5 separate regions of the Mus musculus genome follow, and all the other regions are linked to region 1. Evidence: chromatin loops called from intact Hi-C (ENCODE). Cell type or tissue: heart. All regions are shown on one strand. Each heading gives the region's core, and the rest is flanking DNA. Links, peaks and the distances in the headings are about the cores only.

Region 1 (5,538 bases), core at 1-5,000:
TCTGAGAGCAAGAGGGTCGTGACTCATCAGGTTGAACTTTGACCCTTACACCCTTGGCACTCCCTTTTGTGTGTACTCTCTCACCAGCTTCATGTCCTCGCAGGAGAGGCGCCGGAACCACAGGTTATAAGATAAGGCAGCTACACTCAAAGCCAGGTCTCTATCGCGGGGAAGAGAAAATGCAGTGCTCAGGGCCTTCCAAACACAGGGCTCAGTCAGCATCCCCCCTCTACAGACAGACTAGGAATTTGGGTGCTGGAGTTCTCGCCTCCCAATCCTGGCTGGCCTCATACCGGCTGCCAAAGTGGCTGAAATCTCCAAGGCAGAAGTGGCGGCAGCCCTGGCGATGGTAGATAGTGTCCACATCCTAGATGTAAAGAAAAAAAGTCACAGCTAGCCTGGGGCCACAAAGGGTAGAGGGGCTTAGCACACACAAGGGGCGTCAAACATCCCCAGAACTCCCCCAAAAGGGCCCTACCCTCACCCACTGAATCTCCTCTCGGAATGGGAAGCCATTGTAATCGCACAGAGCTTCGTATGTTTCCAAGAAGCCACCTAGAGAGGTGTCGGGGGAGTGATAGGGAAACAGACAGGCACTAAGTCAGAGACAGGGGAAGGTCAGCCCCATAGTAGATGGCGGCAGTGATAAAAGTGGCCCTGTTCACTTTGGGGAGCCCCCCCAATACCAAGAGACTAGGATTGCATGGAGGCAAACTGGAAGGTTTATGCGGCTCTGACTTGGCCCTCACCGCACGGACTGCTGGGTATGGTGGACTCTAAGGGATGGCTTCTCTCCAGTCGAGCCAGCAGAGACGAGGGTGTGGGCTTCCGGAATAGCTTCCTAGGCAGGGGATAAGGAGAAGAGGCAAAAGGGACTTCTAGCTCCTTGAAGGATGAAAAGCTTTCACTGAGGCCCTGCCCCACCCCTTGGATTTTCTAAGCCTCACCCAAGGGTTGAGCGAGGGAAGACCTTTTTGATGGCAGCAGCTACATGCTGAGCCAGCTGTTCGAGGGCAGCCACACAGGGAAACTCCAGGACCAGTTCAGGCAGGGACTCCAGCTCAAAGGTGACCTGGGGAAGGAGGAGCCTTTTGGATCCCTGTGTGGTGGAAGCGCTGTCCATTCAGAGTGATATGTGTAGGAATAAATGATCAAGCGGAGTGTATGTTCAAGTTGGGGTCCAGCTTTCTTACCCGAGGGGGTGTTTCCTGTAGTGCCATGGCCTGGACCTCCAGGTAGCTGAATGTACAGTCCACCTGGAAAGCATCAGAGTCATTCCAACTGACTGTTGCTACTCTCTTGAGCCTAGTTCGTTCTTTCTTTCTTTCTTTCTTTCTTTCTTTCTTTCTTTCTTTCTTTCTTTCTTTCTCTTTCCTGAGACAGGGTTTCTCTGTGTAGACCTGGCTGTCCTGGAGCTCACTCTGTAGACCAGGCCTGCCTGCCTCTGTCTCCCTAGTGCCAGGACTAAAGGCGTGCACCACCACCTCCTAGCTTGTTCTTAAAATTTAAAAATTGTACTATTGGGTGTTTGCTGGCATGTTTGTCTCTGTACCACTCTTGTGTGCCTGGTTCCCAAAGATGCCAGAAGACGGTGGTGGGTGCCTTCGAACTAGAGTTCCAACCACTTGTGAGCCCACCTGGTGGTGGGAGAATTGAACCCAGGTCCTCTCTCCACAGCCCATGATTTTGTGGCATCCTGAGCTAGACCTGCCCAGACTTCCCTCCTGTCTGCTGTTGGAAAGTAAAAGCCAGCATGGGCAAAGAAGACAGCTGCGCAAGGCAGTCCCTTGCTGAAGGGGAAGGGGTGTTGGCCCGGCCTGGGACTCACCCTCAGGGGAAGGCAGGTGTGCAGCAAATATGCCCTCCATCGAAGCAGTGCCTGGGGGGAGACAAAAGACTAATACTCTAGGGAAATCAAGTTTCTTTGTGCAGGGTCTGGCCACTGTCCTGAGCTTCACTCCTGGCTACCATACCAGGATATGGCTTTGCTCGGCACCCTCCTGGGGAAGCCAGGTTTTCAACAGCAGCTCCGCCTCCTTGGGCCACAGGAACCTGGTGATCTCGCCTGTGGAAAGACAGTCTACTGGGTGACTTTGGCTCCTCTATTAGGGCCACTCTGTGCCCAAGGTCTGTGCTAGACTGAGTGCCCAGGTATTCATGTGTGGATCAGCTAGGAAGAAATGAAGCGGACTTTTAGGCACTGGCCCTCCCTCCAGAACAAAAACCCCTGGTCAAGTTCCCTAAGGCGCCGAGAGGAGAGGTCTGGTTTGGAGTCAGGCTCTTCATGGCCAGGTGGGCTCCCAGGGCTTACCTCGCAGTTCACAGGATATGTCGTCTGGGGTCTGTGCCATAGGGCCGGGACGGCCCAATGAGCTCTGGCGGGAAAAAGCAGCCGGCAGGAGCGTACACAGGAAGCCAGGGGCCCAGGCAGCAGTGCAGCCACCTGCTCCTCCTGCAGCGGAAGGTACGCGCTTCTTCCTGCCAGGCCGCCCCCGGCCCGGCCCCTCCCCGCCCCGGCTTCGTTGGCTGAGTTCGCCCCGGGTGGGAGGTTGTGGGAGGATGGTCGAATCTTGACTGTTGCTGTCGCTCAGGGACTTTTCCTTCCGCGTACTCGGGTACTCATGGGTGTGGTGTGTAGGGGAGAGGGTCTTGCCTTTTCACCCCTTGCCTGGTGCCCTACTTCCACCCTGCCCCGTAGTCCCGGGCGCAAACACCAGGGGACGCCACCCTCCAGGGGATGCCAAAGGCCTAACTAACTTGATCTATCCCAAGACACAGGTTGGGTAGGTTGGAGTAACTCAAAGGAAGCCAGAGCAGTTGTGTCTCTGTGCAGTAAAAATTACCCACCACCCAAGGTTCTGCCCTGCTCAGATACGAATTTAAGAGTCTGGCAACCTATTTGTAATCCCAGCACTGTAAAAACAGGCAGGAAGAAAAGAGGCTGGGCTGCACCCTTTTTTTTTTTTTTTTCTCCCCGAGACAGGGTTTCTCTGCGTAGCCTGGGCTGTCCTGGAGCTCACTTTGTATAGACCAGGCTGGCCTCGAACTCAGAAATCCACCTGCCTCTGCCTCCCAAGTGCTGAGATTAAAGGCGTGCGCCACCACCACCCGGCCTGGGCTGCACTTTTTAGAGGTGTGCCAGACTTTTTGACTGGACCATGGTTGGTGCCTGCTTTTAATTGGGAGGTCCAGGCAGGAGGACTCTTGAGTTTGAGGTCATTCTGGTCTATAGTCCTTGTCTCAAAAACCAGATTAGCCATAATCCTTTGTAACAGGTTCCTCTCATTTAGATGCGGGCTCTTTGGGAACATCTGTAGCTAATTTATGACCTGAATCTCACTGAAGGCTGGTGCTGGTATTTGTGTTCTCAGGTTGTCTGCATTGAAGTTCAGGGAGGATTCACTTGAGCCTAGAGCTGGGATGAGTATACTAGCCAGAAGCATGCTACCCTACAAAAGGGGCTGATTCAGATCTTACCCACACACCCCCACCCCACAGACTTCATTAAATCCCACTTCTAACTGCCCTACCCACAGTTCAGCAAAAGAGAAAGACAAAGTCTTGGAGAGCAGAAGCAACTATGTATTATAATCTCTTAGGCTTCTGTCCCATCTCTACCTTTCCCAGACAGAGGATGACTTGGGAGTGTCCTCTAAGCGGGACCCTCTCCACCAAGTCCCAGTCACTCTGGTTCATGTTAAGCCCAGGACTTTCTGGCTAACCTGGACAACACAGAGAGACCCCGTGTCTTCAAAATAAAATGGCTAATGGCAGTAGTATTTATCTACATGAAACCGGAGTTCAATTTCTTGTGCTGTGAAGCGACAGCCCTTTAACATGTTTGCCGACTTGCCAACTTCCACCGAAACATAGAAGGTGGAAAGTAGATATAAAGGAGAAACAACTTGGAGGAAGGCAGTGACACTTAGGCAAGTATATGGTATGACATATAAAGGCCGACAGGGACGGCCTCGCTGGAGCTGATACAAAAGAGCTGCAGAACCAGAAGGCCCCTATGCCTCTTAGCCCGAGCCTGAAATTTAACTCTAAGGCCATCTGAAGTCACAAATGACTTATAGGGTGACAAAATTTACTCTCGTGCACGTTATTGTGAAGAATGTGGGTTTTGAAAGCAAAGTAAATGAGTTTTTCTTGACACCTAACCTCACTAGTCTTTTGGAAGCTTTTGACACTAATTATTCTCAGAACTTAATTTTGTGTGTGTGTGTATCTGTGTATGGGTGCCCACAGAGCCCGGAAGGGCATCAGGTCACCTATAGGTAGTTGTGACCTGTCTGCAGTGGGTGCTGGGAACCAAGTTCCAGTCTTCTGCAGGAGCAGCAAGTACTCATAAGCACTGAGTCATCTCTCCAGTCCCCTTTTTGTTGGCATAGTGTCTTGCCATCCCTGGCTGCCGGGTACTAAGTAGTCCATGCTGGGTTTAAACTTGTAGCGATCTTTTCTGCTTCACTTCCAAGTAGATGGAATGGTGGGAGCTACAGAGCCTTGGAACTGCTGCCTCCTCCTCCCCAGTGCTGGTATTGTAGTGGTGTGCTAGCATGCCCGGCTTCAATGTTTCCTTTGAGATGTGTGTCTTGTTTACCATGGCAACTCTGCGATGTCAAAAATAGAGAAAACCTACCCCACAGGGATTTTTTTCTGGTTAAAATGATTGACTGCCAAAGGGCTATAGCAATGCCCAAGTAGAAGCACCCTCAAGACCAAGGCCAGATTTACACTGAATTAGTTCTATGCCTTGGGTTAGTGGCCTGTGGAGGAGTGACAAAACCAACCAACACCACTCTTTTACAGTTTTCCAGGTGAAGGCGGAACTCCCAACAGAACAAATCAACTGTTTGCTGAGGAACACGGGATGAGGGCCCCTGGTGCATCGGCAAGACTTAACTCGCGACAGGTGGGTTTTACTACAAGAGGACCTAAATAAAACCAATGAAGGCTCACTCAGGTGCAAACGGGCTGAAGACAGGCCAGGGGTAGGGTACACGTTACAGATTATAGACGCAGGCTCAGTAACTGACCTAACAGTGATGACTGACTTCTGATATTGAGGGGTTTAATGGACACACAAGAGAGGAAGCATGAGTCGTTCAAGAGCACCATTCTGTCTTTGTCTTCATTAGAACCTCACTTCCTATCCGAGCCTTTCCACCAAGACAGATGTACTCTTAGGTTTTAAGGTAATTTGAATACCCATGCTGACGATGCAGGTGAAAGCTAGCTGTTCTGTTAAAGGGACTTTCTGTTACATATGCACACAGCTAAGGAACAAGAATTACTACCTGAGCTTGCTCTCAGGCCCTTTTACCATTACCAATGCTCTTTATCTCTCCAAGGTTGAACCAAGCTTCTCTCTACTCCCCTGGGCCTGGCTAAGAACAGAGATGGACCCTAAGCCTTCCTTAAGCAGATCTCAAGAGCACAGGCTCTCTCCCATCAGCATCTCTGGTGACACTTGCTGTACAAGAGCAGCAAGACTTCAGGTCTATCACGGAAGCAGGGGCTACATAGCCACGCACT
Region 2 (5,538 bases), core at 190-5,189, 89 kb after region 1:
CTGGCTGTCCTGGAACTCACTTTGTAGACCAGGCTGGCCTCGAACTCAGAAATTCACCTGCCTCTGCCTCCTGAGTGCTGGGTTTAAAGGCATGTGCCACCACGCCCGGCTGGGTTTGTTGTTGTTTGTTTGTTTGTTTGTTTGTTTGTTTGTTTTTGAGGGAAAGGGGATTGGTTTTTTTTTTTTTTTCAAGACAGGGTTTCTCTGTGGAGTCCTGGCTGTCCTGGAACTCACTCTATAGACCAGGTTGGCCTGGAACTCACAAAGATCTGCCTGCCTCAGCATCCTGATTGTTGCAATCAAAGGCATGTGCCACCACCGCCTAGGATTAGCTCTTACTTTTTATCATGGATGTCAAAGGTGATGGGCCAAGGGTATGCCTCAAATTCAAGTGTAAGCCTTACCCTTCCTACCTTGTTCTTGGAGACAATTCTTCCTGGGGCTTTAGCTGTATTGATCCATTCACTCATTAAAATTGCAATTAGAGGGCTGGGAATGTAGCTCATTGGGAGAGCACGAGTCAAGGATGTACAGGGAAGGTCCTGTGTTCCATCCCCTGAACTATTGAAAGAATGTGATTTAGTGGGGCACGCCCTTTATCCCAGCACTCGGGAGGCAGAGATAATCTAATCTCTGCGTTTCGAGGCCAGCCTGGTCTACAGAGTGAGTTCCAGGGCAGCTAGAGCTACACAGAGAAACCCTGTCTCAAAACACTAAAAAAAAATTTAAGGAGGGCCATCTCATTAATGAGCACCATATAAACAATGAGATACCCTCTTCAGATTGGCAATCATGGGCATACTATATGAGTGAGCACTCGGAAAAGGAGGAGGGATTAGCTTGAGTGTTTCAGAGCAATGTTGTATTATCAAAATATCAAGCACAAGCCTTGTTTTTCCCTGTTAACCTCCTTTGAAAACTTACCCCAAGGATGGAGAGATGGCTTAGTGGTTAAGAGCACTGACTGCTCTTCCAAAGGTCCTGAGTTCAAATCCCAGCAACCACATGGTGGCTCACAACCATCTGTAATGATATTGGATGCCCTCTTCCGGAGTGTCTCAAGACAGCTACAGTGTACATGTAGAGTGTATATGTAAATATAATAAATAAATAAATAAATAAATAAAAATCTGTGGGCTGGAGCAAGTTGGGCTGGAGTAAGCAGGGCCAGGAGAAGGAAAAATATGTGCTTGAAAATGTTGTTTCATCAGAGCTCAATTGATGGCGTACTGTGTAGTAGCAGGTTTGGAATTTTGGTTTCTTTAAAAAAAAAAAAAACAACAACATAAGAATATGTTTTTGTTTTAATCCCGGGGTGGGATGTGGGGCTGCTTCAGATTGCCCACAGCAGCTGACTATGATTTGCCTCATGCTCTAGCAAGGGTGAGATTCTGCCAGCTGCAGATAGTTTCTTCGACTGTGTGGTGTTTGGAATTCTGGGGACTTTTCAGATATACATGCTAGGGACCAAAGAGTCAGGGTAAATTGTTGGTTGGTTGTTTGTTGGTGTTGGTCATGTTTTTTTGTTTTGTTTTGTTTTTTATTTTTTTGAGACAGGGTTTCTCTGTGTAGCCCGAACTCAGAAATCTGCCTGCTTCTGCCTCCCAAGTGCTGAGATTAAAGGCGTTCGCCACTACTGCCCAGCTGGTCATGGTTTGTTAAGCAGTTGTGTACAAAGAAGAAACAACAAAAAGACAAAATTGGATATCCTGACTTTGAACATTAAACTTGCCCCAAGGAACTTGATGCCCCTAAGTAGTCTAACAATAACGTTTCTGACCTCTGACTTCATTCAGAGATTTCTTTTGTTCCCTCTCTATTCTTTTCTATTTCCTAGTGTTAGGGGGCTGAAGGGGTGGGGAGAAAAGGTGTGAAGAAGGGTGGAAGGAAGAAGAGCCCACAAGGCACCAAAGATCAGTGAGGGACTGGTGAAGAGTTCATAGGTACTCCATGGCCAGTGGGAAGGGAAGGTCAGAGTAGGGGCAGGGCTGGGTGGCAAGTGAGAATTTTGTATTTTTGTATATGTTGGGAGTTTTGGGTCCCTCAACACAACAAGCACAGCGTGGTAAAGAAGGCTCCAGAACCTCTGTCCATGAGAGCTGCCTGTGACTGGTTTCCTGTCCAAGTTGACCATCATGTCCCAGAGTTGTAAATGTTTGTTTGTTTTGAGACAGGGTTGTTTCTCTGTATAGCCCTGGCTGTCCTGGAACTCACTCTGTAGACCAGGTCAGAAATCTGCCAGCCTCTGCCTCCCAAGTGCTGGGATTAAAGGCATGTGCTACCACTGCCCAGCTAGAGTTGTAATTTCTTGATTAAATGTTCCTCTTAGTATTTACTTATGCCATGAAAGGTTTCAGCAAACTGGGCACCGTTTTGGAAAGGAATATGGCTATTACTTATTTGGACAACTCCAGGCTGAGTTCTGCACTCGGAGGTGTTAAGTCTCTAGGCTGGGCAAGGAAGCTGACTTCCCTGGGAGCTCACCCAGCACACCCAGCTGTGTCTCTGTTGTGGTCCTCGCTGGGCCAGTTTCAAACCTCCAGGGGGAGCAGTGAGCAGGGCCCCGCTGGTTTGGTATGGGTCAGGGGTGGGGTGATTGTGCCTCTCTGGAGTTGGGCTGGGCGTCCTTCCTTCCTTCCTGAGTCCTTTCTCCTAAGGGACAAGTGCGAGGCACGTCCTTGCCTCTCCCAGGTCATGGGATGAGCTGCTCCCCTAGGATCCTCTTAGGCCACGCCTCCTAGTAAAGGCTATGGAGTGGGGCACGCAGTTGTTTCTGTGTGTATTAGAGATCTTCTGACAGCAACCTAGGGGGAGGGCTTGGTGGAGGTGGGAAGTGTCCTAGACAGCAGGCACCTGGCATTCCCCTCCTACCCTGGATTATGACTTACTAGACTTAGGAAGGATCCCCAAACTGACCCCTGCCCAGTCAGGGCCAAATCAAAAGGCAGAGTTGGCCTTTGGTGCCACCGTGTGGGAAGTATCCACAGTGCAGTTACAAAGTTACCCGGGGTGCCCCATTAACTCAACCTGTCTTCTCGAATCGAATCGTGACTGGGGTGTGTGGTGTACAACATGCTCGGTTGCTGTTACAGTCCTGCCTATACTCAAACCTGGTCTCCGCTCAGGCACCCTGGAACACCATCACCATGAAGACTACCTACACAACCGAAAGCCTCTTTAGGAGGGACACTCACTTCCTGTCCCCTCACTTCAGTCCCCACTTCTTCCAGTCCCCATCTTTTCCTCTTTGGAAGATTCTTCTGGTTTCTGTAACTGCAACTGTGGGAATTCTAATTGCTTCTCTCTGGCTAGCTCTCTTTCTGGTTCTTGGGGGCTGGGTCTCCTTCCCTCTTCCTTGGTATCCTAACAGTTTCCAGGGCCCTGCTTCTGAATCCACAGTAGCGTCTTGAGTTTCTCTCAGTCCCTTCACTTAGGATGACCCTTGGGGACCTCAAACTCAGTGTGTGAAGTTGATCTCATCTCCTCGCAGTTGTGTTCCTGTGGCCATTTCTCTGACATTCCACTTTCTTCTATCTGTAAATAGAGGTGGACCCTGTCCACCCTTACCCATCTATCTGAAACTCTGTCCTTGATTTTCCTGACTTATTCTACTCTTCATAGGATGGGTTCCCTCTATAGGTTGGACCCTGCCCCTCCTCGCTTTCTTACTGGTTTCTCATCTCTGGCCAGTTCCCCAATAGGAGGGCCTAAGTCCTGTCAGACTTCATGTTCCCCGACTGCACCCCCTCTTATCTCTCTGTCTCTGCACAGGGTGGTCTGTGCACCTGAATGCTTTCACTGCTTTTGCCTACCTGACTCACACCCCCTTCCTTGTGAGCTCCCAGCTGGGATGCTAGTGCCTTTTGGATCATTCCTAGAGACTCCAGGCTTGGTCAGGAATCTGTCCTTTGTCCTCAGGATGTCCTAAATTTGTCACTTATCAACACCCTCATCTGCCTGTTCTTACATGGAGTACCCTCCTCCAAGGCCATATCAAGGCTGAATCACCTGACTGCTTAGTTTCCTATGCCCAGAAGACCTAGATATCAAAAACCAGTGAGTTCTAAGGATAGGAAGGTCACAGTCGCTGGTCATCACGGTAAACCGGTGACCAAGTTAAGCTGAGACCTAGGTTCTTACCTTCCTCTCCCGAGTTTCTTTGCTTCCCAAGATGCCATTGTGAACTGAGGAGTCTTGAAGGTCTGATAAGACTAGACAGGAAGAGAGTTGTCCTAGGTGATCTTGTCTTTGGACAGCAGCCATGAGCTCGGGTTCATTAGAACCCAGGAACTGTCCCAGGACACCGAGGGAGCTGGTATAGTGACCACAGGTCAACCCATCTGATGAAATCTTCCTGAGACTCCCTTTGCCTTCGGGGCTATGCCGTGGGAGTGCTGGCCGCACGTCATTCGGGGAGGGCCTGAATTCCTAAAGGGTGCTGGTGGCAGCAGTTATGGTCCCCAGGTTAATTATTTCTAATGTCATAGAGAAGAGAATGTGCTGAGTGGAACTCCCCCACTCAGCCTTGGCCTTGAAAAGTACAGATCTCCCCAGGCCTATTCTCCCCACGACCAGGCTAGCGTTTAAGGTCGGCTCAGTGTTTCTTCTGGCCTCGGGACCTCCACTGTGCTCCATACCACAGGACTTCTGCCCTGAGTGTTCATGATTACACCTTGGGAGTTTTGCTTGTTTGTTTGTTGGTTTGGTTTGGTTTGGGTTTTGTTGTTTTGTTTTGTTTTAAAAGACAGGATTTCTCTGTGTAGCCCTGGCTGTCCTGGAACTTGATTTGTAGACCAGGCTGGCCTTGAACTCAGAGATCCACCCGAGTGCTGGGCTTAAAATAATGCCTCCCCCCGACACGCTCCGCTATACCTTGGGATTTTGATACTGCTGCGTCCTCTGCCTGCCCCGCAGGTGGACCCAGTTCCCTTGTTCAGAGAGCTCAGTAAACAGAACCAAAATGCTCTGTGAGTGAACAAAAAGCCAGAGGATGCCGCCTGGCTCTTAGGAAGGGCCCCTTCCACCTTAACAAACTTACAAAGCAAACAACCAAAAATAGAATACAAAGGCTCCACCCAGTTTACTCTTGTGCCTCTGCTCCCCAAACTGCCTTCCTTGAAGTTCTTTAGAACAGCCCCCCAAATCCCCACAGTTGCGTGTCCCCCCTCCTCCCCACCATCCCCATCAATCCTCCCTCCTGTGTGTGATGCTCAAGGAAAACCTGCTGGCTTATGAGTGGCTAGAAGCCTGGGACACTGAACGGTTTTCTCGCCGTCTCCTTACCTTCCCCGGATGGTACCATCTTTGTTGCCCGGCACAGATGTTCAGAGTGCTTCTCGTCTGCGCTGCCAGGATTCACACGCTTTCTCCGGAGTTTCCAGCATAGCTCAGTGGCTTGACAGCTTCGCACTAAAATGGAAAACTTTCCCTGAGATCCCTCCTTGCTTACTTCCTGGAGTCTGCTTTCCATCTCCCTTGGCCTGTAAAGCCCGTGACTCATTTACCCAGCCCGCAGTGCTGTCTCCGCTGGGATTTCTC
Region 3 (5,538 bases), core at 242-5,241, 49 kb after region 1:
ATGACCCAAGACTTCACTCTCAGCCCTTGGAAGGCAGATCTGTTCAGCAACAACCTAGTCTGCATAGCAAGTTCTAGATCAACCAGAGCTCCAAAGAGAAAGGAGAAAATGGACTCTACCGTGTTGTCCTGACTTTCACACACACAAAGGCCACTGAACATGGTGACTCATGTCTTTAGTCATGGTTAGAAGCAGGTGGATCTGAGTGGGTAATCTAGTCTGTTCTACACAGCCAGTTCCTGGCTAGCCAGAGCTAAATAGTGGGACACTATCTCAAAATAAAAACAACAAAAACTTAAAAACCTTTTTTTTCTTTTTGATTTTTGAGACAGGATCTCTCTAAGCAGTGCAGGCTAGTCTTAAACTCAAAGATCAGCCTATCTCTGCCTTTCAAGAGCTGGGATTAAAGATATGTAGCACTATACCCAACAAAAATAGTTTTTAAAAAAGTAGTCCCTTTGGGTTATCTTGCATTAATTCCCCTCCTCCAATTTATTTTCCTTATAGACTTAGTTGTTTCCTTTCCATTTTTAAAAATCATAAGCATACAAAACAACACATTTCATGACATTTTCAAAGGAATCATTGTACTTTGCTAATATTTGCTATTTATTTGTTCCAGTAGTATTGGGGACTAAATTTAGCCACTCAATCCTGACCCACCCTAACTTTAAATGTATCTGGATTCAAGCTTGTAATCCCAGGTATTTCGGAATTAGGAGGATTGAAAGTGGGAGGCCTACCTAAGCTACACAGTAAATTCAAGGCCAACCTAGGCAACTTAAAGAGACTTTACCTCAAAACTAGAAAGGGGCTAAAGAAATAGCTCAGAGAGCACTTGCCTGGCTTACCCAGGGCACTGAGTTCAAACCCCAGTGCTACAAAAACAAATCCCAACCACTCAATCTGCTAAGGCAGTCTCATGCAGCAAAGGGTTGCCTTATATTTGCTACAAAGCCAAGGATAACCTTGAACTCCTATGCTCCTGCCTCTACTTCTGAAGCACTGTCATTCACTACCATTGGGAACTTGTGCAGCTTCTTTTCATAAACAAAATATGGCACTTGTCAAACACAAACTTGACAGTAAAACTCTAAGAATATAATAAATTACATAGTTTGGCTTAATACATTTTAAAAACAAAGTTCTACAAGGCTGGCACTCTACACTACTACTAAAGAGAGAAGGTGAGGAAGGACATTCTGGAGAATTAAAAAAGGAATGAGGTGCTGCTGAAATGACTAAGAACACAGTGCACAGGCCGAACACTTGCATAGCATGCCCAAGCATCACGAAAGCAGTTTCATAGGATTTCAATGTGTGGCTAGTGTGGCCTAACCAGCCAGAGAATCCTGGGTTCATTTATGGAGGGCAGAAAGGTTGGGGAGTGTTCAAAGAGTTGCATACAATGTGGGTTGCTAAAACCTCCAAACTGAAATCACACACAGTAAACAACACAATCTTTCTTAGCATCAAGATGATGGAAGCGAGTGCGTCGTTGGAGCACATCTTTAACCACAGGGCTAGGAAGACAGAGAGAGAAGCAGGTGAATCTGAGTTTGAGGCCAGCCTGGTCTGCAGAGCTCCAAGGACAGCCAGAGCTAGAGAGACAGTGTGTTTGTGTGTGTGTGTTGGTGTGTTAAAGCACCTCATTATCTTTTCTTTCTGAAAATGTCAACCTAGATTTTTTTCTTAAGAACCTAAGCCACACATCAGTGGCTAATTGGTAAGAAAATCCGTGTTAAGCGTGGTGGGGAAAGGCTTTTATCCCAGCACTCGGGAGGCAGAGGCAGGCGGATTCTGAGTTCGAGGCCAGCCTGGTCTACAAAGTGAGCTCCAAGGCAGCCAGGGCTATACAGAGAAACCCTGTCTCGAAAAACCAAAAAAAAAAAAAGAAAATCCGTGTTAGAGTGGGTACGAAAAGGTTACTCCAGCAGTTTATCAAAGGAAGCTTTTAAATGCAAAAGACTTAATGCCAGGATAAATACCCTGTTTAATTTCTTTTCCTGCCTATGGATGCCTTGGAATTTTAGCTTTCTTAGTTGATCTAAACTCCAAAAAAGTATTAAGTCTCTTTGCTAATGTTTACTTAATGCTAAACTCAATACAGGAAGTCAGATACTAAAGAGTAGTTACATTAGGCACAGAAATTTATAAACCATCTGCTGCAAGTGACCCAGGATCCAATTACAACATCAACCCTCACATTTCATCCAACAGTCAAATTACCAGTCCAGTCATGAATAAGTTCATTCTACCCTATTGGCGCATTAGATCGGTTTGCACGATCTCTAGAGAGGGGCTGAACTGTCTTAGCCTAGCCCTAGAGCATCAGGTCCTAAGTGGAGTGCAAAGTTAGCGTCAGGACATTTTAAATAGGAGGCAAACTCCAGCGTCGCCTGTACCATCGCAACCAGCCCATGCTCCCGAATTTATGAGTTTATCACATCACTTGAGATGAGAGTGAAATTAAGTTTCAGTCCCTTTTGAGATTTCTGAGCGCACCAAGTCTGACTGCTATCGTTTCAAGGGGCTGAAAGAGTGCGAATACAGCTGGAGAAAAACTACTTTGGTGCAGGAATTCGTGTCTTTTTCCGCGCACCATTGGGGGCCGCACCGGTCGGGTCCCGCGCGATGCCCTGGCGTGAGTTTGGGGGCGCAGCGGGGCCCGGCGGGGGCGGCGAGCGCGCGTTCCCCCGCCCGCTCGGGCGGCGTCGAGGCGCGAGCAGCTCAGCCAGCCTTGCAGAGGGAGCTCTCGGCAGCTCAGGGGTCCCCTCTGCTCGCAGCCACAGCAGCGCCGCCTGCGACACTCGGCGGCGACGGAGACCGGCAGCGGGGACGATCGGACTACGAGAGACTAGAGAGCACCCCAGCTGCTGGAGAAGCAACGCAGGGAGATCGGGTAGGTTCCGGGACCGGCTGGACTTGAAGATGGGGAGTCTGAGGCGCGTCGGTCGGGACCCGACACCCACACGGTTCCGGGACCTGGCTAAGCGGCCGGCCGAGGGTTCAGAACCCCTAGGCGAAGCAAGCGGCGGCAACCGAGCCTCAGAGGGTCCAGACTCGGTAAGGGGTATCCGTCGCGGGAGGGGCAGAGGGCGGGCCGTGGCCCGAAGATCAGCCGGGCCAAAAGCCGGCCTCGAGGGTAGAGACAAAGGAAGGAAAATGGAGTCGCCGAGCGCGCAGGCCTCTGTCGCCACCGCCGCCAGAGGCCTACCATGTTGGGAGGAGGGAAGCTTAGCGGGCGGGCGGGCGGGCGTGGAGGGGGTTGGCCAGGCCCTGGCGGCGGCGCCGGGCAATGGCGGCGGCCGCGCCGCAGCAGGGACGGTAGAGGGAGACAAACACCCCCCGGCGGCGGCGCTGGCGCTGGCGCCGGGCTGCAGCCAGCGCCGACCGGAGCGGCCCCATCGTGACACCTAGAGGCGGCCCGCGAAACCTCCTCCACCCCGGGCCCCCTTTACCTTCGCGCCACACCCCCCGCGGCGCCCGCTCCGCCGCCGCTCCACCGCTCCGGCCACCTGGCGTCCCCGGCCGGCTCCGCGCGCCCGCACCGGCTGCTGCTGGTCGCCGCTGCCGCCAAAGAAGCAGCTCCGCGCACGGTTTAATCGCTCCACAGGCTCGGACACAAAATGGCGGCGGCGCGGTGCAGTGCGCCTGCGTCGGCGCTGCCGGGGCCGCGGGTGCTGATAAGGGAAGAGTCGGGTGGGGGGGGCCGGCCGGCGGCGACGAGGGCGGGGGAGGAAAGGTGAGGGGAGGGGTTGGCGCAGGGCAGCATGGGAGGCGGCCCCGGGCGCCAACTTTCAAAAGCCGGCGCGATGGCGTCACGGGGATGCGCCGCGAGGCGCGGCGTCACGCCGCACGCGCCCTCCCGCGCCCTCGCCGGGTCGCGCGTGGGCTCTGCCGGCGGCGCGGAGGCGGCCTGGTTCCCATTGGGGTGGGGCTTCCCTGGGCGGAGGCTGGCGGCTTCTGGGCGATCGGGTCTCCGCCTAGTTGCCCTGATTTCCTTAGCTCGCTCATTTTCCCTCCAAGCTGCGAAGGGCGGGAGGACGACGGGGAGCTGAAGTAAGCGCGCGGGGCTGGGGCCGTGGGGGTTGAGGAAGCGCCAGGGTTCTACCCTGCCCGGTCTCCTCCCACCCGGGGTTAGCTCTGCACCCTGTCCCGCCGCCGAGTCAAATGCAGTGAGTTCCCGCACTCTCTCACTTCTCCGACACTTGCCCAGTGCTCAAGATCGACTGCTAGGGGCTTCGCCCGGGGATCTTAGTAGTCTTCCTCCCAAGAAAAGGGCCTTAGAAAACCGAATGTGAAATTAAGAGAATCGGGACAGAGTCACCTCAGTCCGGAGATATAGCAGACCACACCACAGCAGTCGTGTTTAGCTGTATTTGGCACCGTGAACGTCTAAGTTTTTAAGACTGTTCTTTTTATTTCGGTTCCCAGTCGGTGGTACTTAATCCCTTCCCTTTCCCGGGAAGACCCTATTGGCAGGTGTTCTAATCATCTTCTCTCCCCGCCCCCCATAGCCTTGGAATGTGACTCGGGATTGTAGTCCCAGTTCTCTTGCTTTAGCTGTTTGGATAACAAATGCACCTGGCAGCAAGCTTCTGCCCTATTCATATACATCTGGGCTGTGTTGTGGGTATGCTGGTCCATTATCAATAGATATTGTTTATTCCCCCCAAAAGAATCGGAAAGTTAGAAGCATGTAAGATCCCACTGTTCAGATGTCAGTAACTAAGGCAAATGTGTTTAAACATCTTGAGTCCATTCACCCACTGTTGTGGAGCTTCCCTCCATGACTGGACTTAGAGGAAAGATAGAAGAGAAAGTCCAAGATTAGAAAGAGGATAATAGACAAGGAAGTAAACAGAAAGACAAGTCTAGACTGTTGGATTGTAGAATCCAAGACCAGAAGTAAGTTTGAGGCAGGAAGAGAGGTTTCTGGTTTTCAGATGCTGAGAGTTCCGGTACAGTTCAGCCAGAGGCTTAGCTATTGAGTTTATTACCTTGGAGATAGCTGGGAAAGATCATGGTGACTTTAGCTTGACTCATATGGATTAACTGAAGAGGTTAACCTGAGTAGAATGGGTTAAAAAGTAAACAGGAGAGTAAGGAAATAGAGACAGTGCATGAAGGCAGCCTGAGTTCTGCTGTGGGTAGAGCAGACATTGGGGAATAGGTGCAGAAGGATGTGAGGTCAGGGGGGAGTTTTGTTCTGTCTCCCTTTGGGCGGTATGAATCCAACCCAAAGCCATGGTCTCTGCCCTTGAGCATCATCTCAACTCTGGGGATGTTTTAAAAGGTGGTAGAGGGGGTCAAGTGGTGATGGCTTACACATTTAATCCTAACACTTGGGAGATAGAGGCAGCCAGATCACTTTGAGTTTAAAGCCAGCCTGTTCTACAGAGTTACTTATAGCCAGTGCTACACAGAGAAACCCGTCACACACACACACACACACACACACACACACACACACACACACACAACCTAACTAAAAGAGATGATATTGCCAGACAATGGTGGCACATGCCTTTAATC
Region 4 (5,538 bases), core at 124-5,123, 63 kb after region 1:
GTCAGAGAAGTGAAGTAAAAACTGAGTCACTGCCGGGCAGTGGTGGCGCATGCCTTTAATCCCAGCACTTGGGAGGCAGAGACAGGCAGATTTCTGAGTTCAAGGCCAGCCTGGTCTACAGTGTGAGTTCCAGGACAGTCAGGGCTATACAGAGAAACCCTGTCTCGAAAAACCAAAAAAAACCCCAAAAACAAAAAACTGAGTCACTGACATTAGCCTCAGCATATACATGGAGTCACGTGTTTCAAGAGTAGAACTCTGTGGAGTGACATTTAAGGGGTGCCTGAGGAGGACGAAAAGGTCAGAGAAGTGAACTAGGAACATAGATTGTTATTAGCTATAGCAAAGCAGCTGCTTAATCAGCTATCCTAAGTCAGCGTGTGCTGTATGTCCATATGCCTGGAATGTAACATAAAAGTCAGTGTTTACCGTATGTCCATATGCCTGGAATGTAGCATACATTCAGAGGCAGCTGGTCCTTGAATGTTAGCATCAACTTTAGACTATGGCTGTCACTGCAGGCCACTGACTGCCTGATTTTCTAAATGATACTTTGTGCTTCCTTAACTTTCAGAAGAGGAGGTGGAGTCTTTCCAGTCTCACCTTCTCATATTACCCACATCCAGAAAAGCTCAGCCCAGCCAGCATCCATGCCCAGAGCCAGCCTGCCTGCCTGCCTGCCTGCCTGCCTGTCTGTCTGTCTGTCTTTCTCTCTCTCTCTCTCTCTCTCTCTCTCTCTCTCTTTCTTTTTTTCTTTCTTAGACTTGTGTGTATGAGCATTTTGGCTGCATGTATGTAAGTGCCTAGAGATAGTTGTGATATTGGGAACTGAACCCAGTCCCTCTGCAAGAACAGTAAGTGCTCTTTACTGCTGAGCTGCCTCTCCAGTCCCCCAGGAGCCTTGGGGATGGGCATTCTGCATAGTACACTGCTTTCTGAGGGGATGGAGAGAAAGCAGAGAACATCTCATGTGCTGGTACTCAGCAAGTTGTGCCCACATACCAGACTCAGGATCGTACAAGGAAGGCACCCCCGCTCTGTGGGGGAGACAAAGAAGCAGTCCTCTTCCCATGTGCCAGCCCATCTGCTTCCTTGCCTGCATAAACATGCTTTTTCTTCTTTTTGGTCATGCAGCTTTGAATTCATGAGAAAGAAGAGTGTGAAACAAGAAGCAAAGATCGGGTTGGAAGAGGGCAAGAGGAAAGGGGGGGATGGAAGGAAACCCTGCAGCCACCAACACAATAAACACAATAAACTGTATCCTGACCACCTCAGCCTCTTCTTCTTCTTCTTCTTTTTTTCCAGTGTGCACATGTCAATTTCCTCCATGCAGAATTCTGAAGATGATAGCCAGGACATGGTAATGACCTAGGTGGCCTTAAATAATGAGACTCATGTTATAGAGACCTTTAATACCCATGACTCCTGATAGCATCGTAAATCTACCGCTTCCTGGGGCAGCGGTCCTGAATGTGAGCAGAAAGAACAAATGTCTCTCCAGCAGCCTAAGAAGTAAAAGGGTTCCGGGGCAGCTAGCTGAGCCCTTTGTATGCCTTCCACAATCTGACAGACAAGACCTACACTTGGGCTAAGAGACCAGCCAGCTGGACTTCAGGTCATGAGCTGAGGAGAGGTCAAGTGGTTGGTTGTCCTGCACCAAGTCCGGGAAGTCTTGAAGGACAAAGGCCTGAGGATCCCCCTGACCCTGATAGATCCTCACCTGGCTGTGCTCAAATTCTAGCTCCTATCCACCCTGGTCTCAACATTTCTCAGCTGGGACAGAAAGCCCAAGCTCTGGCCTTAGGACCCTCCTTGTAGAAGACAGAGAGAGGGGTCTTGATCTTTCTGTTTTGAAGAGCAAGATTTTCGGTGACAGCCAGAATTGAGCTCATTTCCCCATCCTATATTTCTTGCCAGGCACTGTCCTACGATGTTGTTCTGGTCCAGTCACTGCCTTCACTTTCCTAAGACCTGCTCAGCCAGGGTTTGACTCCACTTTTCCAACACTCTGAGCATTCCTGACCCACCAGTGGGCCGATTCTGTGGCTTCAGGCCTGCAGATGGTTCTGAGACTGCCTCAGAACTGACTAGCTATAGGCGGCATTGGTGTGGTCTGTCACCTAATTGTTTTATCTATCCCATTTCACTCCAGCTGACCATCCAAAAGCTGAACTGCCCTACCCTGCCCTGCTATGCCGGTATTTAAGTGCTGTCTGCCGGCCCTACCCCCACAGACCATAGTGAACCGCCAGCAGCCACTCACAGGTGTTTCCTGTTGCTGTTTCTTTTGCTCAGCATGGCCTCCCCAGCAGGTGGTGAGGGCACAGGCACAAACCTCTTCACAGCAGTTCTAAAGCACTGGGGTAAGGCTCCCCAGGGATCTGGGTCACCCCACCCCCACCTCATCTAGGCAACTGTTGACATCTAATTGGTTCTTCCGGAGTGCTCCCCATTTCATTTCCCCATGACAGCTTTGTGCACACAATGTCATACTGCTGTGTGCTATCACCTTAAGTATTGGGACAGCAGAATGGGCTCAAGCTGGGGAGCCCTTCCGCATGTCCAATCTCCTGGATACTAGAAATTGTGGTAGGCGAATGGAGGGTCCATTTTTCTAGCCATGGGTGTGGAACTCCCTCAGGACCTTCTTTGCAAAGTCCTGCCATGCCACCCTCAAGTTCCTCCCGAAGGTCTCCTAACCTGGGATAACAAACTCCTGTGCTGGAGGCAGGGAAGCCCCGTCTTGTGAGTCCTACTTCCTCAACACAGGTCTGCCGGCTGGGAGGGGACACAGAGTTCACAGGTTTGTTATTACAGGGAAGGAGGTGCCTCAGGGAGGGAAAGACCTTGCAGTCTTGGTTCACAGGGCAGCCATCCGGGTCTCCTATTTCCCAGGCGCAGGCTCCTCCCCTCAGCAAGGATTTCACACCTCTCCCCACAACCTAAAGTTGCTTCTTGAGGTCCACTGCAGGAAGGAAGCTGCCTGGTCAGAAGGGTGCAGAGAGAAGCCTGTCCACTGATGCAGTTCTGCTGCCCCCTGGTGGCGACAGCTCAGGCACTTCTTGCGGCGTACTCCTTGCTCTCTAGCCACAGCTGCCCTAGCATAATCAGTTAGGACCTTGTCTGGGCCAGCTGCAGAGCTTAGATGCACTCGGGCTATAGTTCCTGGTCTCAGCTGCAGGCTCAGCCTGCTCAGCAGTGCTAGTTCCCTTCTGTCTCTCTTCTCCAAGCCCAGCCCTGGACTCTGGGCTTCCTTCCACCAGGATTTCCAGGGCAAGCGCTCATGTGGTTGTCACAGCGGGGGTGTGGACACAACAGGGCCAGGAAGAACACATCAGAAGGCGTTGGAGCAGAGGTTCGGGAGTGCACCAAGCCATGTAGGAAACACAGTTTGCTTTTTTTTCTTTTATTTTCTGTAAAACTCTGTAAATAAAATACAAACCCAAGGGATGTGATGAGGCAAGGCAAGCTGACCAAATGGCCAGGCCTCCGACACTGTGTGTGGCAAAGACTGTGCAGAACCGCGGCTGGGAGGCACTTCATTTCAGGCATTCTGCCAACCCCAGTGGTAACAAAAGAATATATTAGATTTTCATTGATAGGAATTTGTGGGGAGAGGTGACTGGAACCAGCCTTCACCCTCCCTGCCAGTGCCTGATGAGCCCTGAAAACAAGGGAAGGGACACTGGGAGCCGGCAATTAAGAGTTCAGAATGCTGTGCTGGCCATGCTGCTGGGCCCAAAGATGCAGGGCAGAGCATCCAGGGACTCCTCTAGCTGTCGATGAGCAGACTGTCCTTCCTCCCCTGTAATGTCCAAATATAAGGTCAAGAGTGGCCCAGGCATCTTCCAGGCCTCCCCATACCTGGCATCCCCTCACCCTACCCCCAATAGCCAAGATGTTCCCAAATCCCCTTAACTCGTGGTGTCTCCCACTTCCCAGCCTCACCGCACTGCTGCAGGCTCTGCCGGGCGGCTTCCCTCACAGCTTCTGTGTCTGTTTGGCACAAGTACACCAGGGGCTCAATGCCCTCAGGAGCCTATCAGCAAACAGAATATGGAGGCAGGTTCAGTCTAACAAGTAGAAACAGCCCTGAAGTGAAAGCGTTTGAGGCAGGTCGGCAGGGACTCACCTTGATACAGCCCAAAGCCAGGCATCCGGCCACTCGAGTCTGCACGTCCCCATCTTCCAGCTGGTCCAGGAAGCACAAGAGAGCCTGGGAATGGGTAGAATGGGCAGACGTAGACACCAGGAGCCCACAACCCTAACCTCACCCCAGGAAAATCCTGCCAAACTCACCCTTTCCCGGAAGACAGGACCAAGTGACAGGCTCCGAAGCTGAGTGCTGACAGCAGCCATGACTTTGTTGTTGCCGTGGACCAGCAGGGAGCTAAGAGCCCGAAGCCCATCCTTTCGCAGGCGCCCCTCCGGTGCTAACCTTAGGGCTTTCAGCACAACGGCCTGGTCATCAGAGTTCAGGTTCTGTACTAGTAACACTGAAAGAAGTAGTTGGGGAGGGTGCTTTGTTCTCACCTTTCATCATTTACACCCTCAGGACCACCCACGGCACGAGTATTCTGTGGCCAGGGCCACCGCCTCACCCTCCTCTGCAGTCTCTGTCACATAGGCATCCATGGAGGGGCTGTCCAAGGCTTCTACATAACTCCAGAATTGGAAGATGGTGAACTGCTCCCCCGGGCCTGGTTGGGGCCTCCTGGGCAGCTTCTGTCCCAGGGCATCTTCCAGGAACTTCACACACACTGCAAAAGACAGTACCACAGCCTGAGCTGGAATAGTCCCAGGCCTCTAAGGGGGAAGACAATGCCCCTGTCTAGCTCATGCCCAGGGACTCCTTGGCCACCCTCTGGAGGGTCCCCGGTCTAGCTCATGCCCAGGGACTCCTTGGCCACACTCTGGAGGACACGGATTCTCTTCAGTGCTCAATTTGTCAGTCAGTACGGGCTGATGAGGACTTCCCTAAGGGAGCTGAGATGGAAGGAAGGGGCAGGTAGGTAGGCAGCCCACTCACTCACCAGCCTCGGCTAAGCCTGGCTGGCGCAGGGAAAGACGGGCACCGTACTGGCTGCAGAAGGTGAGGAGCACCCGCTCCACAGAGCAGATGAAGGGGCTGAGTCCCTCTGTACACTGGTCCCAAAAGGTCAGGAAGCCGGGCCGAGAGGCGGAGAACTGTACCACTGTGAAGGACGGGAAGAAGTATCAGCAACCGAGCGAACCAGGCAGGGGGAGCAGGCGGGTCCAGACGTACATCAAAGCCCAGGCCCACACGGCCTTTACCTTCCTGGGCAGATGTGGCAGAGTTCCCCCATAGCTTGCTGCGTTCACACACTTCCTGGAATACACGCGCTTCCCGCAGCAGCCGTTCCAGGGCCCAGGCCTCCTGGCAGCGCAGGGGTCCAAATGTGCCCAGTTTCTAGAGGACAAGGGTTGCCAAGTAGTTTAGGCTTCATGGCGAGGGTTGGGGAGGATGGGGGTCAGGAGAGTACAGGTCCCAGCATGCATTGGGAGAGGCCAAAGCAG
Region 5 (5,538 bases), core at 539-5,538, 120 kb after region 1:
GAGAGATGGCTCAGTGGTTTACAGCACTGATTGCTCTTCCAGAGGTCCTGAGTTCAATTCCCAGCAACCACATGGTGGCTCACAACCATCTGTAATGGGATCTGATGCCCACTTCTGGTGTGTATGACACCAGACAGCTACAGCGTACTCATATACGTAAACTAAATCTTTAAAAAATGATCTTGGGCCGGGCAGTGGTGGCGCACGCCTTTAATCCCAGCGCTTGGGAGGCAGAGCTAGGTGGATTTCTGAGTTCGAGGCCAACCTGGTCTACAAAGTGAGTTCCAGGACAGCCAGGGCTACACAGAGAAACCCTGTCTCGAAAAACCAACCAAACAAACAAAAAAAACAAACAAAAAGATCTTGGGCAAGCACCTCATGTACACTTGGTGGATTGCTGTCCCTGTGCTCTGAGAGGCTCTGAGAGGCACAGATAGTCGCCCAATTTCTCTTCCCTGTTACTCCAAAGAAGACAAAGTCCTGAAGTGGGGCATCAGACTTCCAGATCAGCTTCCAAACAGGTCAATGACAGCCTCATCAAACTGCCTATACCATTCTTAGGGGAGAAAAAAAAGAACTGACCCTTGTTCCCTTGCTGTCTTAAGGGAGAGTTTGAGGACTTCTCCCCTAGAGGGGCTTCCCCAGCTCCTCAACCTGGGAAGTAGAAAGTAGACTCTGAGCTCTGAGGACTGTATCCCGAGTCACCTGCAGGAGAATGAAATGCCAGCCTGACTCCAGATACCAGTACTTTATTTAGGCCCATCCTCTGCAGAGCACCTTCTTCCTGTGAAGCTTGAACCCAAACATTGATGTGGACTCTAGAGAAGGCTCCCAGAGGGCAATCTGCTTTTTCATTCTTGGGGGGGAGGATTTCCTTAGGCAACCACCTTATCAGAAGAGTCAGTATGGACTGGGCTGTATACCTGACAGGTCTTTCTTCTTTTCTTATTGCCTTGTGGACTGGGGTATATCCCTTCTCCAAATGAGCATGTGTATGCTTTCTAGAAAGCCCACCAAACAGGGGCTGGAGAGTTGTCTCAGAGGTTAAGAACATTTGCTGCTTTTTGCAGAGGACCCAGATTTAGTTCCTAGCACCAATGTGGTGGTTCACAGCCATCTGTAACTCTAGTTCCAGGAGACCCAAAAGCCCTCCTCTGACCTTCGTGGGTACTGGCCATGCACTTGCTGCACATACACACATGCAGGCAAAAACAATAATAATAATAATAATAATAATAATAAAAACCTCACCAAGTGTCATGGCAAATGCCTTTAATCCCAGCACTTAGGAGGTAGAGATAGGTGAATTTCTGTAAATTGGAGGCCAGCCTGGCCTTACATAGTAAGATTCTGTCAAAAAAAAAAAAAAAAAAAAAAGTCCCATGGGTCCTGTTACACCCACAAATGTGCAGTCCTTACTCTGTCAAGCTGATGAGGCCAGGCGTAGGCAGAGACCTGACAACACAGGGCGGAAGGGAGCAGCCATTAACACTAATGAAGCAGGCGGCCTGAAAGCTTTGTCCTCTGAAGCTGTATGCCCACCGGGGGAACAGTGTTTTCTGCTCCCTTGGTTTCCAGGAACCTTAGGTAGAAAGGGGGCGTGGGGATGGAAATAGGTGTAGGGGGGGGGGTCTTAAGGAAAGCACAGAGGAGGGAGAGCCAGGAGGGTGGGTTTGGTTTTGGCTATAAGGGATTTTTTTGATCTCTCTTCCAAAGAAACCTTGGGTCTAGTTTTTCACTTCACTGCTGCATGGTGATACTGACCCTCTTTGGTGCCCTTGACAAAGTTCCTGGAAGCAAAGGAAACAACATGTCCTAGGGAGACTAAGTGAACATCTGTGGGGACAGAAATTAAATTAAGATCAGAGGGCCGCCTGCCTTATTATTGCTAATGGTTCTAGCATGACCCATCCCTAGGTTCTGCTCTTATGGAAATTTTGGGGTCTGGACACCCTATCTTGTTCCCAAAGTTTAATTGGTTCCTGGCTGTCTCATGCCAAATTGGAGATGTTCTAATAGAACACCCAAAGGTTCAGGTCTTAGGGAGAAAGCCTGAATTGTGCCTCCATTTTCCAGGGAGGCACCTCATGCCCTGGCTACAGGAAGCAGTCACGTGTGGACCCTTTATTAGGCACTGCCATATAAGCTCAGGGCACAAGAGACCAGGACATCCCTAGGCAAAGATCAGCAAGCAAAGGTAAGCACAAAGACTATACAGGAATTGGGACTTTCTGGGAGCATCTCTCTCAGCGCTGGTAGGGTACCCTAAGGATGAGGAGAGACTAAATGGGGGTTTTCCTGCTGAGCCAGGCCATGCTGACTGCAATGTTGCTGAGTTGTGTTCTGCTGTTGGCACTGCCTCCCACACTGGGGGTCCAGATGGGCGTGGCTCCACTGAAGGGCATCAGAAGGCCTGACCAGGCTCTGTTCCCAGAGTTCCCAGGTGAGTATGGTCAGGTTGGGGATATGTGGGGCAACGACCATTGCTGGCCACAGACCTGCCCGCCCAGGCTTAGACCTCCTTCCCCAATCCCAATCCCAACCTAGGGAGGTGGGTACTTGGTGCATGGTGGGTGTGGCCCTCACATCTTCTGCCCCAGGTCTAAGTCTGAATGGCCTCAAGAAGACAACTGCAGACCGAGCAGAAGAAGTTCTGCTGCAGAAGGCAGAAGCTTTGGCGGAGGTAACTCATTAGGGAAAGGGATAAAGTAGAAGGTAGGGCGCATCAGATACCATCATCTCTCCCCACTTCCGGATTACCCAACCTGGGCAGAACTGCAGCCCCTCCCTGACCTCAGTCCACTGCCACCCTACTGGGGTCGGGGTTTGAGAGTTTCCTGAACCTTATTCCCCTACGAATGCAGGTGCTAGATCCACAGAACCGCGAGTCTCGTTCTCCGCGTCGCTGTGTAAGGCTGCACGAGTCCTGCTTGGGACAGCAGGTACCTTGCTGCGACCCGTGCGCTACGTGCTACTGCCGCTTCTTCAATGCCTTTTGCTACTGCCGCAAGCTGGGTACGGCCACGAACCTCTGTAGTCGCACCTAGCCAATGGATGTTGTTTGGGCAAAGGCAGGGGATGAGAATAAAGGATGGGACGGTTTAACCTTAAAGCTGTGGTTATTTCAAACGTGGCTGTCGAAGGGTTGTCGGGGCGTCGTCATGCTGGAACCACACACACCATAACCTCGGGGTCTAAGCTACACCATCATCTGAACCACATATATGGGCGAGTTTAAGGCACCAGGCCCCTTGGGGAAATCAGAAGGCCACACCCCGGTCCTAGAGAACTAGTGCAACAAACGCCGGGAAAGCGGGCGCAGTGCGGCTTACCGGGTGTAAAGTCTAGTTGGAGGATAACCATTTGGCTCCGAAACTCTCCCCTCCTCTTCCTTGGACCTCGGTTTCTGTCTGGTAGGAGACAGCCTCGACAGCCTAAGGAATAGCACACCCGCTCAGCTTTACCCGGCTGGCCCTAATGAAGCCAGACAGAAGCGCCAAACCCAGGAAAACTCAACTTAGGGCCCACCTCGCATCCTGAGGGTATTAGCACCACCACGCGGTCGATTTCCATCATCGACCTTTCTTTGCTCTCCGCTAGGCGCTCCAGGGCCGCCTTTCCTTAGTGCGCAGGCGCCGGGAGGGCAGTTATAGCCGGTCGGGCACTCCAGAGTAACGCATGCGTGCCAGGGTGCCCGGAAACTGGAGCCATTTAAGAGCCAGGCCCTACTGCGGTCACGTGAGACGCGGTGCGTCACCTGACGCACTTGACAGCCCGCTGCGGCCGCCGCGTCAGCTGATCCGGGGAGTCTAGTTGCGTGCGGGCAGATCGGGGCTCTCTGGTCCCGCCGCCCCCCGCCTCCCCTGCCGCCTCCCACCCCCGCCGCAGCCATGTCGTTCTTCCCGGAGCTCTATTTCAACGTGGACAATGGCTACTTGGAGGGATTAGTGCGCGGCCTGAAGGCCGGGGTGCTCAGCCAGGCGGACTACCTCAACCTGGTGCAGTGCGAGACGCTCGAGGGTGAGCCGCGGGTCCGGGCTGTCTGAGGGGGGCCTCCCTGAGCCGGGAAGGGCACGCGAGGCCTCTGGGAACCCGCGAGCTGATTGATGGTGGGCATGTCAGGAAGGAGTCTGCCTCTAGCTGCGGCTCTGCGCGGGGGCCCAGACGTAAACAAGCCTTCAAGAACCGCAGTGGTTTACCTGGGCTCGGGTTGCCTCTAACCTCGTCGAGCTAGTCCTATAATTTAGAAGGACGGGTCCCCGAGGATTGGTTAGCCGGCGCGACGAGTGCGCCTCCAAGCTTCTTCCCCCTGGCCCAACCCTAGGCCTGTTGGGTGGCAGTGCCTAGGGAAGTTAGATGGAAAAGGCTTCTCTCCTCCCCCAAGGGCTTTAGAATCGTTGTGTCTTGGTGGTGTTGGTCTGAGGGTTGGGTCGTCCTGGGGAATTGCTAAGCCAGTTTAGCGAGAGGTTCCTCCCAGCTCTGAACCGCTGGCTGTGTAGAGTCTTCAAGACTGTTTGGAAAAGCAAGAGGTGGCTCTGTAAATCAGAAATTCACGTACAAGTATTTGGCCCCAACCTGCATTCACACCCCACCCCAGCACTGTTGGGGCACCAGTTTGTTTGTTTGTTTCTTTCTTTCTTTCTTGGTTTTTCGAGACAGGGTTTCTCTGTGTAGCCCTGGCTGTCTTGGAACTCACTCTGTAGACCAAGCTGGCCTCAAACTCAGAAATTCACCTGCCAAGTGCTGGGATTAAAGGCGCACACCACCACGCCCGGCAGGGCACCAGTTTCTTACACAAGAGTGACAGAAAGCTAAGTTCCTCTTTCTTTCTTTTCCTTTTTTTTTTTTTTAAGATTTATTTATTGTTATATGTAAGTACACTGTACCTGTCTTCAGATACACCAGAAGAGGGCATCAGATCTCTTTACGGATGGTTGTGAGCCACCATGTAGTTGCTGGGATTTGAACTCAGGACCTTCAGAAGAGCAATCGGTTCTCTTAACCGTTGAGCCATCTCGCCAGCCCCCAAGTTCCTCTTTCTTAACACATAAATCTAAAGCAACAGTTTCCAACTTGTGGGTCACCATCCCTTTGACGGTCATAAGGGTCACCTAAGACCATTGAAAACCACAAATATTTATGGTTAACAACAGTAGCAAAATTACAGTTGTGAAGCAGCAATGAAAATAATTTTTATAGTTGGGGGTCACCACAACATAAGGTGTTTTAAAGGGTTGCAGCTTTAGGAAGGTTGAGAACCACTGATCTAAAGTTAGATGGCTCAACTGTAGCAGATGTACTAAGCTAGAGATGTCCCTAATTCTAGACCCTCCACGCACATGGTAGTAAAGGACAGAGACATGAGTTCCCATCTCTGAGTCCTAAAGGATTCCTTTGAAGAAAGGGGCTTGTAGCTGGAAGAGGCTGGGTGATTCACCCAATGTAGAAACTTCTTATCAAATACTTCTGATGTTAAGTTGGGCTCATACAGTTAATGTTTACCTTGAAAACTAGTCCCGTCAAGTGAAAAATAATGTT

Evidence for each region. Hi-C counts contacts between places; a loop is a spot of excess contacts. Peaks named below come from ENCODE experiments on the same cell type or tissue, not always from the same donor. Only the 100,000 strongest peaks of a DNase experiment are listed, where the experiment ranks them.
Region 2: a loop joins it to region 1, with 3.0 times the contacts of the local background. A loop is called at or near these places in 8 of 42 quality-filtered maps.
Region 3: it touches region 1 in a loop (2.2-fold over the local background); 17 of 42 quality-filtered maps call a loop at or near these places.
Region 4: a loop joins it to region 1, with 5 times the contacts of the local background. A loop is called at or near these places in 23 of 42 quality-filtered maps.
Region 5: a loop joins it to region 1, with 5 times the contacts of the local background. A loop is called at or near these places in 8 of 42 quality-filtered maps.

What each region holds. Positions count from the first base shown.
Region 1 is chr8:105,683,087-105,688,624 of GRCm38, reverse strand. It overlaps Carmil2 (capping protein regulator and myosin 1 linker 2), which reads right to left and starts at 2,351. Exons shown (of 39, transcript NM_001357333.1): 1 at 2,312-2,351; 2 at 1,974-2,065; 3 at 1,829-1,879; 4 at 1,194-1,256; 5 at 948-1,072; 6 at 750-841; 7 at 485-555; 8 at 294-367; 9 at 85-160; 10 at 1. The coding sequence starts at 2,351. It overlaps Gm33578 (a long non-coding RNA gene), which reads left to right and starts at 2,405. Exons shown (of 2, transcript XR_387987.3): 1 at 2,405-2,464; 2 at 4,813-5,538. In heart, for the core only: a CTCF peak has its summit at 2,713 (motif pointing right); a DNase peak (open chromatin) is centred at 2,694; H3K4me3 peaks cover 1,054 bases.
Region 2 is chr8:105,593,953-105,599,490 of GRCm38, reverse strand. It overlaps a transcript of Ripor1 not described here. Among named protein-coding and RNA genes, the nearest start is that of Ripor1, 8.5 kb to the left of the region's middle. In heart, for the core only: CTCF peaks have their summits at 2,537 (motif pointing right) and 2,964 (motif pointing left); DNase peaks (open chromatin) are centred at 2,640, 4,620 and 4,870; H3K4me3 peaks cover 1,984 bases; H3K27ac peaks cover 2,012 bases.
Region 3 is chr8:105,634,644-105,640,181 of GRCm38, reverse strand. Ctcf (CCCTC-binding factor) reads right to left here and starts at 3,644. Exons shown (of 12, transcript NM_181322.3): 1 at 3,462-3,644. It overlaps Gm5914 (predicted gene 5914), which reads left to right and starts at 2,708. Exons shown (of 2, transcript NR_151742.1): 1 at 2,708-2,902. In heart, for the core only: a CTCF peak has its summit at 3,320; DNase peaks (open chromatin) are centred at 3,481, 3,661 and 3,971; H3K4me3 peaks cover 4,004 bases; H3K27ac peaks cover 2,992 bases.
Region 4 is chr8:105,620,072-105,625,609 of GRCm38, reverse strand. It overlaps Ripor1 (RHO family interacting cell polarization regulator 1), which reads right to left. Exons shown (of 22, transcript NM_001081241.2): 16 at 5,296-5,431; 17 at 5,034-5,195; 18 at 4,602-4,760; 19 at 4,300-4,496; 20 at 4,133-4,216; 21 at 3,949-4,039; 22 at 3,391-3,805. The coding sequence ends at 3,708. It overlaps Gm5914 (predicted gene 5914), which reads left to right. Exons shown (of 2, transcript NR_151742.1): 2 at 1,135-1,274. Among named protein-coding and RNA genes, the nearest start is that of Mir1966, 7.4 kb to the right of the region's middle. In heart, for the core only: no CTCF peak of the experiment used is centred there; DNase peaks (open chromatin) are centred at 2,339 and 3,099; H3K4me3 peaks cover 638 bases; H3K27ac peaks cover 709 bases.
Region 5 is chr8:105,564,265-105,569,802 of GRCm38, reverse strand. Atp6v0d1 (ATPase, H+ transporting, lysosomal V0 subunit D1) reads left to right here and starts at 3,739. Exons shown (of 8, transcript NM_013477.4): 1 at 3,739-4,020. The coding sequence starts at 3,891. Agrp (agouti related neuropeptide) reads left to right here. Exons shown (of 5, transcript NM_001271806.1): 2 at 2,077-2,197; 3 at 2,311-2,443; 4 at 2,601-2,683; 5 at 2,865-3,108. The coding sequence starts at 2,314. The coding sequence ends at 3,047. It overlaps Gm38250 (predicted gene, 38250), which reads right to left and starts at 3,623. Exons shown (of 4, transcript NR_168532.1): 1 at 3,529-3,623; 2 at 3,333-3,434. In heart, for the core only: a CTCF peak has its summit at 3,559; DNase peaks (open chromatin) are centred at 2,462, 2,872 and 3,692; H3K4me3 peaks cover 2,378 bases; H3K27ac peaks cover 2,239 bases.